Regions from separate parts of the Homo sapiens genome. Here regions 1 and 2 are each linked to region 3. A link is a contact called in ENCODE Hi-C or POLR2A ChIA-PET data. All regions are on one chromosome and are shown on one strand. The core of a region is the stretch at or near the end of the contact, and the rest is flanking DNA. Distances in the headings are between cores, read along the strand shown.

Region 1 (3,096 bases), core at 322-2,821, 320 kb before region 3:
GAGTTATTATCGGTAGAAAGGAATGTCTGGGTTATGATAAGAGGTTGTGAAGACCTAGGTTTTGTCACACAGACGAAGCCTCCAAGTAGCAGGATTTAGGGAGAATAGACTGTATTGTTTCTTATCAGACCTAAGGTCCCCGTTGGTGTGAATGCTGGAGGGTATAATGAGGCATCTCCCACCCCCTCTTCCATCGTGGCCTGACTAGATTTTCAGGTAACCCTGGAATGCCTTTGGCCAAGAGGAGGGGTCCATTATTTTTGGTTTACAACAGTGAGAAGTGAGTTGGGGGAGAATTGGACTTTTGTTTGGGTTCTATTTTATACACATCTCTATTGTTTGGATATTCTGCAGCAAACATTACAAATTTTTTTAAATGCTGAAGTCAAATTGATGCCTTCAAGTCTATGAACGCTGTCATCCCAGCAAAGCACAGTGCACCTGCTTTCCCATGTGTTCTGGGCATGTCCTCACAAGTTGGGGTGAGACAGAGTTGATCCCTCTGCCACTCTGCCCACTCCTGCCAATGGCTGTGCTTCCTGGCAAGTCATTGGCTCTTCTGAGCCTCAGTGTGCCCACCCATAATGCAGGCAGAGGCATCTCAGAAGCTCCAGAGTCACTGGGAAATGGCACATGGGGTGGCAGGAAGGTGGGAGGGGGAGAGAACAAGAAGGCACTATGTTAGCAAAACTCAGCATGAGGGAGGGCCAGCTGCAGCCCAGCTCCTTGGCTGCAACCACAAGGGAGGGCAGGGAAAGAAGAGGAAGGAAAGAAAAAAGGAGAGGAGCCAGGCCTGGTGGTTCACTTTGGGAGGCTAAAGAGGGCAGATCACTTGAGGCTGGGAGTTCGAGACCAGCCTGGTCAACATGGTGAAACCCCATCTCTACTAAAAATACAAAAATTAGCAAGGCTTGGTGGTGTGCATCTGTAGTTCCACCTACTTAGGAGGCTGAGGCAGGAGGATCGCTTGAACCTGGGAGGTGGAGGCTGCAGTGAGCCAAGATTGTGCCACTGCACTCCAGCCTAAGCTACAGAGTGAGACTCCATCTGAAAAAAAAAAAAGAGAGAAAAGAAAAGAAAGAAGAGGAAGGGCTACTGCACTCTGGACTCAGTGCCCTCCTTGGTCTCACACCCTTGCTGACCTCCCTCCTGGCACATGAGGTCTTCATGCTGCTCAGGCCCATGGCTGACCTCCTCTCCTCTGGAGTGGTCCATCCCTACCAGATCTCCTCCTGTCCAGCTGAGCAGACCAGGCCTATACAGGCTGCTTCTGGCTCCACTGAGGCCCAGGAGCTTACACCTTTGGACCGGGTGTCAAAAGTGTCCTTCTTATTAGCAAAAAGAATTTTGGAGGGAAAAACAAATGACATCCTCAGACATCCTAGGGCAGAGTCAGAAGCAGAGAGGAGACTGAATGGGCTCGGGTGGGTGTGGAAGGTCACTGCAGGCCGCCATAGGACAGGCCTGGGCTCACAGGAGCAGGATGTGGGGAGGGGGATTGCCAGGCAGGGGTGGGGACCAAAGTGAAGGCCACCTGGTGGGAGCCAGTCAGAGGGGTGGGGCAGGGTTAGATCACAAGGGAATCCAATGCCAGGGGGCCAGGGGATGTTTTGCAATGTGGGCAACTGAACCTGAGATGTGACAAGACCAGTGATTTGGCGACCTGCCCAGGCAGGCCCAGCCCCCAGGGTATTGAGATGACACATTCTAAACTCAGGTGACCCGGGCCTTGGGAGTGCACTAGCAACTGGCTGTCAGTCACGGGGCTCTTCAGATATTTGTCACGTGAATGAGCCAGACAGTAAGTGGAGATGCCCTTCCTAGTCACCTACTGCCGGCGTTCACGCTGTGAACCAGCGAACTAGGCCACCGGCCTGACCCAGTTTTCCCTGTGGCCTGCCAAGCCAAGGAGAAGCAGACGCGGCCGGCGCAGGCGTCCAGGGTGACTCGGAGGCGTGGCTCTGCAGTCGCGGCTCTGCAGTCGCCTTGGAGCGGCTGCCCTTCCGACCCCGCCTGGGCTATGACTCATCTTCGGTGGAGGAGAAAGGGGCCTTTGTGAGCGCCCAGCTCCGGCGTCTCCTGGACAGCACCGCCCTCCGGTGGCCGCGAGTCAGGAGGGCTGGGGAAGCCGCCCGAGAGGCAGCGCCCGAGCTCCCCACGAGCTGCTGTGCCATTGGAAGCGCCAGCGCCCTCCCCTCGGAGTCCAGCCAAGTCGGGGGGAAGACTGGGAGAGAAATCGTCACCCCCTAGAGGGCAAGTGGGCTCAGCCCTAGGAAATGCTTGTTTCTCCAGCCCCTCCCAGACGCCCCGGGGAAACGGCATCCCAGAGCTCCGCTCCCTGGAGGCCCCTCCAGAGAGGGACCCGGGGCCCCGCCCCGCAGCTGGAGAAGGGGTGAATGCCTTTCCTACCTAACGCCTGGTCCGCGGCCCTGCTTGTTGCGTCTCCAAGACCACGTGTCTGCTGCATTTTAAAAATAGTTGTGAACATCTGACTTTCTCCTTTTGTGAGTTGCCTATTCATATCCTTGGTCTGCTTTTCTATTTTCTATTTTTTCTCTTGTTGACGTACAGAAGCACTTTAAAAATGTCAGTTCTGTCGAATGTGTTGCAAATATTTTTCTAAGCTTAGAATTTTACCTTCTGATTTTGTTTTTGGTGATATTTGATACACCACACGACATTTTGATGTGGGATGACCTTTTGATGTTTTTCTTTTTCTTTCTTTAGTTTTTTATTTTTGAGTCAGCGCCTCACTCTGTCACCCAGGCTGGAGTACAGTGGCGTGATCTTGGCTCCCTGCAGTCTCCGCCTCCCGGCTCAAGCCATCCTCCCACCTTAGCCTCCCTAGTAGCTGGAACCACAGGTGCACACCACTACGCCCGGCTAATTTTTGTATCTTTTGTAGAGAGGAGGTCTCGCTATGTTGCCCAGGCTGGTCTTGAACTCCTGGGCTCAAGCAACCTGCCTGCCTTGGGCCTCCCAAAGTGCTGGGATTACAGGCTTGAGCCACTACTCCCGGCCTTGATGTTTTCCTTTATTCTTTCTCCCTTTTGTTTTTTTTTAATTGTAAAACTGCTCCCATCTGAGTATCACACA
Region 2 (3,291 bases), core at 379-2,878, 270 kb before region 3:
AGGCAATTAACTTCAAACTCTGCTCTTCGGTGGCAGCTCAAACCTCAGTTCAGTTATTTTCCTCTGCTAAAGTATTTTTCATGCATGTGTGGTTCAGGGAGCAGTGAGAGATTTGGGCAGAGTTTACAGATGGGATCTGGAGCCACCCCCTTTCCGAGCCTTTCCTTTATGGCACTCCCCACTTCACTTTCCAGTGGCTGTGGTTGCTCTAAACTTTGTACTCTGATTCTTTAGGCCAGAAAGACCGCAGGTTCCCCAAGTGTGCTCTGCTGACTGCAGCGCACCTTCAAGATCAAAGCCAGAAAAACAGATAACTCACCATATGTCATGCCCTTCTTCCAAGTGTTGACTCCCAGCCAGGGCCTACTTGCTTTTATTCACTCTTCAGTGCCTCGCGTTGGTTTTGGGTTTGTTTTGCTTTTTCGTTTTGTTTTGTTTTTGTATTTTGTCAACACTTTCTATCTGTGGGATGGTCAATTCAGTAGGATCTTAGTTCTCGTGGAAGAGAAATCCCCCAACCCAAGTCATAGAAAGGTAACGTCACTGACCTGTGGCCACTCAGCTAGCAAATTGAACGGGTATTCCAACCCAGGACTAAGCAACACCAGTCTCCTCCGCCCCCAACCCCACATACTTTTTATTATGTGGATCTGTCTTCCATCTCTTATTTGTCAAAAGTCCCAGAACTACTTACTCTGACTTTTCTCTTTGCATAAAATCCATCCAGATTTAGGAAGAAGTTTTATTTATTGCCTTTTGTGCATTGTCTCTCCTGTGAAAGGATGATGATTAAAGTGCCTCGGCTTTGAAGTTAAAAATACCTGTGTTCAAATCCTGCCTCTGATATATATGTGATCTTGGACAGGTCGTTCCAGTTTCCTTATCTGTAAAATGGGGGAAACAATAGTATTGACCTCAAAAAATGGTGGTGAAGATTAAATGAGATATTTCACATGAAGCTCAAAGAACGGTGACTGACCTCCAGTAAGCAGTCAATAAATGAGACCTCAGGGGTTTTTCCTACTCTGAGGTAGGGGAGTACTCACAGTGGGATGCTCCATCAGATATTTTTCCAAGAGGAGGGTACATCAGGGGCCTGAGCCCAGGACACTGTTTGAGAGGCTGGTCCTCTTGGGATGCCAGCCTTATTAAGCTGGGGCTGCTGTCATGTCAAATGGAGTAGCACAGGAGCCTAGAGTGGTCCATGTTTTTCGGGGAAAGAAACCCAAGCCCAGAGAGATTCAGCTCCCATCTGAGATCTGTGCAGAGCTGGGAGTGCAGCCCAGCTCCCCTGAGCTCTGCTTCCAAAATCAATGGTATTTTTCTTCTGTTGAATGCCCATGTTCCTCACCGGGGGAGCTTCGGGTGCAGGGCCTGGGCGCAGGGTGGGTGTGGGTGGCTCTCAGAGGCCAGGGGGCCCAAGAGGAGGAGCTGTGAGTACTGCCATCACAGAAGGTGGATGAGGAGGAGATTTCTGTTTTATTTTTCTCCAGCAGGCTGGAACGATTTCTAGAAGGAACACAAAGAGAGGCGGAGAAGCCACTGAAGAAAGAAAGAAAGGAGTAGAGGCTGGGAGCAGGGGGCGGCGTGGGGAATGCAAAGGAGGAAGAGGGGAGTGGCTGCTGCTGGCCGGAGCCGGCGTCTCTGGTTTTGGTCTGGCCGTGGGCCAGCAGGCAGCGGACAGCACAGCACGACGGGCTTGGAGAGCTGGCAGGGCGCTGCGACAGAAAGAGGACGCCGGTCAGGGTGCTGGGGGAGGGGACCCTCTGCCCACCCAACCCCGCCTGGCCAAGGAAATGTCCGTGTAGTGAGCAGTGACCACATGATGCCCTTTCACCCGCCTCACATGTTTAATTAAAAAAACAGAAAAACAACCTCCTTCTAGACAGTCTTATGGTCTCTGTTTTTAGATGGTGTCACAAGGCTCAGAGAGGGTAAATGAAGAGCCCGAGGTCACCCAGCTTGTAGGTAGCAGAGCGGGGATGCTCCTCACCCTGCACGGAGCAGCCTGTAGCATCATAAGCTGTTGCTTGCCCTGACGTGGGGAGCCAGGGGGATGGCGGACTTCTCAGGTTCGTTTCTCTGCCCACACCTGGCAGGCTGTCCCTGAAAGCTGTCCTCTTTCATCATTTATTCAGCCATTCATCCATTCATTCCTGAGCATTCGAGGCTGCGTGCTGAACCCTGGGGGACCACAGTGAACAAGCTAGATACCACCCTTCCTGCGAAGAGCTCGAGGCCAGTGGGGGTCCCTAAGGAGAGCCGGGAACATCAAACCTGCGGATTGGGAGTAAATATTAAATCCAGTTCCTCTCCCCGATTTACATGCACACACACGCACCCGCACAGTCCCTTCATCTTCTGAGTGTCATGGGAACGGGGACTTCTAGCCCTCGGCGGTGGCCAGCAGCACTGGCAGCCGCCCAGCCGCAAGGGGACGCTGTGAGGGCAGCGAGCAGGATTCCCTAGGCCCTCGCCCCCTGGTGGCGGCAGCGGCTCCTGCTCTGCTCACCACGCCCCTCGGTGATTTCTGGCCCTCCCCCGCCCCGGTTGAGCCTCTTGGGGGCCTCTTGGGTCACCACTTCTCTCCCTTCCTGTTCCAGCCCTGTGGGGAGGGCCTGTTGGCCTTCACCTAGGCCATGCCCTGGTGTTGCCACAAAGCGCCTTGGAGGCCGTATCTCACCAGCCGGCAGGAGGTCCCTGCATCAGGCCTGGGCCTCAGACACATTCTCTCCTGTGATCCTCTAGCCAGCCTCTCCCCCGTCCCCCCTTCTGATGAGCCAAAGGTTCTGCGCCATGCATGCTCAAGCTGGGACTGCCGCTGTCCTGGACAGAGACCAGCTCTAAATCAGGCAATTTAGAGCCAGGCGTGGTGGCCTGCGCCTATGGTCCCAGCACTTTGGGAGGCCCAGGCAGGAGGATTGCTAGAGCCCAGTAGTTCAACCAGCCTGGGCAACATGGGGAGAACCTGTCCTACAAAAATGAAAATAAAAATATTAGCCAGGCGTGGTGGCCAGCACCTGTAGTTCCAGTTACTCGGGAAGCTGAGATGGGAGGATTGCTGGAGCCTGGGAGTTGGAGGCTGCAGTTAGCCGAGATTGCACCGCTGCACACCAGCTTGGGCAACCAAGCAAGATCCTATCTCAAAAAATAGACAAATTTTAAAAATCAGGCAGTTTAGGTGAGACTCAACTGCCAGTCAGCTGAACTTGAAGCTAAGGCTGTCTTCCTCAAGTTGATCTCTTTTCTGAATGGCAAATCCTGGGGAAAGCAAGGGAGCAGTGGATTTGG
Region 3 (3,309 bases), core at 391-2,890:
GAGTGTTAGCTATTGCAAAGGGAAGGAGGTTTTAACATTTGTACCCTGACTGCTTCGTGGAGAAGGCATTGGGGTGGAAAAGACAAGTTAGGAGACTGATGCTGCAGGAGCCCAGGCCCAGAGCACTCCTGTGTGCTGGGCCTGAGGGATACAGACGGCACAGGCCAGTGCTCCTGTCCCTGATGGGGTGGGAACAGTATTCTAGACCAGGGAACAGTACAGGGGAAAGAGCACGCACAGCCTGTTTAGTGAAGAGCCGTCGTTCAGTGGGGATAGAGTGCAGGTGAGGGGCTTATTAACAACTGAGGAGGGAGGGAGGGTGGGAGGGAGGGAGAGAGGAGGCTGCAGTGAGGGTGGAGGACTTCCCAAGTGTAGTGCAAACGGCATGATCTCTGCACAGGTGTGGATCTTGTGTGAAGCTCACTGCCTCAAGGTGGCCGTGGATGGTCAGCACCTGTTTGAATACTACCATCGCCTGAGGAACCTGCCCACCATCAACAGACTGGAAGTGGGGGGCGACATCCAGCTGACCCATGTGCAGACATAGGCGGCTTCCTGGCCCTGGGGCCGGGGGCTGGGGTGTGGGGCAGTCTGGGTCCTCTCATCATCCCCACTTCCCAGGCCCAGCCTTTCCAACCCTGCCTGGGATCTGGGCTTTAATGCAGAGGCCATGTCCTTGTCTGGTCCTGCTTCTGGCTACAGCCACCCTGGAACGGAGAAGGCAGCTGACGGGGATTGCCTTCCTCAGCCGCAGCAGCACCTGGGGCTCCAGCTGCTGGAATCCTACCATCCCAGGAGGCAGGCACAGCCAGGGAGAGGGGAGGAGTGGGCAGTGAAGATGAAGCCCCATGCTCAGTCCCCTCCCATCCCCCACGCAGCTCCACCCCAGTCCCAAGCCACCAGCTGTCTGCTCCTGGTGGGAGGTGGCCTCCTCAGCCCCTCCTCTCTGACCTTTAACCTCACTCTCACCTTGCACCGTGCACCAACCCTTCACCCCTCCTGGAAAGCAGGCCTGATGGCTTCCCACTGGCCTCCACCACCTGACCAGAGTGTTCTCTTCAGAGGACTGGCTCCTTTCCCAGTGTCCTTAAAATAAAGAAATGAAAATGCTTGTTGGCACATTCATGTGGGTTGACCATGGCTTCTTTAATTCATTTGGAGACATTTTGGAGTCTGTGGAATCGGGCGGGGGTGCTGCTGAGAGGAGTGGGATGGGAAAGCATGGACTCCCTTTGGGCAGGGGGTCCTGACCTCACACCTCCTCCCAGAGGGTCTCTTGCAAATCCCACGAGGGTGTTGGAGAAAGCAGGCTGGGGCTCTAGCCTTTTGGGCAGGAGTCTCGGACACAGGAAGGGTGGTAATGGGGGACACCAGGAAACAGCCCCATGCCTCCGAGATGGGAGAGGGGCTGGGGCAGAGCCTGTGAGGGCCACAGCAGGGTCAGAGCTGCCTCCTCAGACCTGGCGTCCCAGTGGGAGGAGGTGGCTTGGGGAGGGGGGTCAGGAGAAGCTGATCCGAAGCACCGTCTGGGTGTGTGTTCCATTGTGGGTCTCCCCGGCATTAGGGGTTAGGGCTTGCGTGGGAAAAGTGGCTCAGTGTTCATGTGTGGGGTTCTGCCAGCCACTGGGCCACTGCCCAACAGCCCAGCTCCGCGTCCACGTGATGCCAACACATCCTGCTTGGCTCAGCAAGAATCCAGTTCCTCAGGCCCCAGTGTAGTCCTCGGAGCTGGCAGCACCAGCAGCAACTGGGAGCTTGTTGGAAACGCGGCATCCCGCGCACCGCCCCCCTGCCCCGTGACACACACACATACCTACCTGAGAGATCAGAGCCTTCGTTTTCACAACACCCCAGGTGAGACACACACATTAAAGCTGAGAAGCCGGCTGGGCATGGTGGCTCACGCCTGTAATCCCAGCACTTTGGGAGGCCGAGACAGGCAGATCATCTGAGGTCTGGAGTTTGTGACCAGTCTGGCTAACATGACAAAACCCCGTCTCTACTAAAAATAATAATAATTTAAAAAAAGTAGCCGGGTGTGGTGGCGGGCACCTGTAATCCCAGCTACTCGGGAGGCTGAGGGGGGAGAATCGCTTGAACCCAGGAGGCAGATGTTGCATTGAGCCAATAATGCGCCATTGCACTCCAGCCTGGGTGACAAGAGTGAAATTCCGTCTCAAAATTAAAAACAAAACAAAACAACAACAACAACAAAAACACAAACCTGAGAAGCCCCGGTCCGGGAGCGGACTCCTGGCTGTGTTGCTGAGATGCACGGCTGTCGCGCAGGGCACAGAGCTTTTCTGGAGCCTGAGGTTGACACTACACCTTCTCCTGCCACCTGAGACTCTGCTGCTAGAAGAGGGAGGGGAGAGAGAGGGGCGAAGTCGGCTAGGGCGGCCAGGAGGCAGACACCAAACCCGAGCTGGGAGCCGTGTGTTGCTAGGACCCCAGCGTCCCCTGCTGAGCTCCTTCCTTGGTTCTGACCAGGAGAAGGAAATGGGGCTCAGTCTCTTAAGAAGCCTTCCTTGGCCAGCTCCAAACCCGGGAGGGTCCCCAATCCCTCAGACGAGGATGCTGTGGCCCACACTTGCCTCGACATGTTGCCTTCCCAGGGACCACATCCGTATGAGACAAACTCACATGGGACAGGTGGCCCCAGAGCAAAACGCTAAGACAGTGTCTAAGAAGAAGCTCAAGGCCTTCCCAGAAGCGCTGGCCTCATGTGAGAATCCCACCCACGCCAGACCCCGTTTCAGATCCTTTGTGAGGGAGGCAGGCCTGTGCCCCCTGCCCTACCACAGGTCTTTGGACAAGCAACGAAGCTCCATCTTCTGCTGTCACACCTGGCAGCCATTTCAGAGGAGCCATGGCCTGCCTGGGTTGTCCCTCTGTGGGGGATCTGTCCAGGCTGCGACACCCACCAGCTCCCCACTCTGTATAACTGAGGGCCACATTCCCTACAAAACAGCCCCCAACCCCCCTCCCCCGCCACACACACATACAGTGTGATTAAAGTAAAATGCAATTCATGTAAATATCTCCATCAAGGAATCATACAGGGAAGACCCAAGTGGCCGTTGGGAACAGACTGGGTGTTAGTTTTTTAAATACAGAGGCATAAATAACTGTACACAAGGCAGTTAAATACACAGTGGTGTGACAGCACCTCCTGGTGGTCACTTGAAGTGGTGCACTCAGCAGCGGGTTCCATCTTTCACCCACTTGCCAGGCCTGGCGTTGAAGATTTCGTCTCCAAGGGACCAGGAAGGCCCCAGCTTGAGAGAGGAGGCTCTGATCAATCCAGGG

The links. Hi-C counts contacts between places; a loop is a spot of excess contacts on that map. ChIA-PET counts read pairs that join two places held with the same protein, here RNA polymerase II (POLR2A). Pooled maps may share reads with other maps.
Region 1: a map of MCF 10A shows a loop between it and region 3 (25-fold over the local background). The contact joins the promoter of LINC03146 here to the enhancer-like site in region 3. A Hi-C loop is called at or near these places in 2 of 168 maps with a recorded cell type or tissue (MCF 10A and naive thymus-derived CD4-positive, alpha-beta T cell), 3 of 37 single-sample maps with no recorded cell type and 9 of 50 pooled maps.
Region 2: a loop to region 3 is called in a map of B cell, with 31 times the contacts of the local background. The contact joins two enhancer-like sites. A Hi-C loop is called at or near these places in 1 of 168 maps with a recorded cell type or tissue (B cell), 2 of 37 single-sample maps with no recorded cell type and 6 of 50 pooled maps. POLR2A ChIA-PET finds 5 or more read pairs at or near these places in 1 of 52 experiments (WTC11).

The regions. Positions count from the first base shown.
Region 1 is chr17:27,330,924-27,334,019 of GRCh38, forward strand. LINC03146 (long intergenic non-protein coding RNA 3146) reads left to right here and starts at 1,572. Exons shown (of 3, transcript XR_007065677.1): 1 at 1,572-2,504. RefSeq lists an enhancer at 1,623-2,172.
Region 2 is chr17:27,378,708-27,381,998 of GRCh38, forward strand. No RefSeq gene overlaps it. Among named protein-coding and RNA genes, the nearest start is that of LINC03146, 48 kb to the left of the region's middle. Within about 2 kb of position 1,629, at least 14 of the 41 ENCODE cell types and tissues checked have a DNase peak (open chromatin) inside an H3K27ac peak, as active enhancers do.
Region 3 is chr17:27,648,436-27,651,744 of GRCh38, forward strand. LGALS9 (galectin 9) reads left to right here. Exons shown (of 11, transcript NM_009587.3): 11 at 401-1,125. The coding sequence ends at 547. It also overlaps the pseudogene NOS2P1. Among named protein-coding and RNA genes, the nearest start is that of LGALS9, 19 kb to the left of the region's middle. Within about 2 kb of position 1,641, at least 2 of the 41 ENCODE cell types and tissues checked have a DNase peak (open chromatin) inside an H3K27ac peak, as active enhancers do.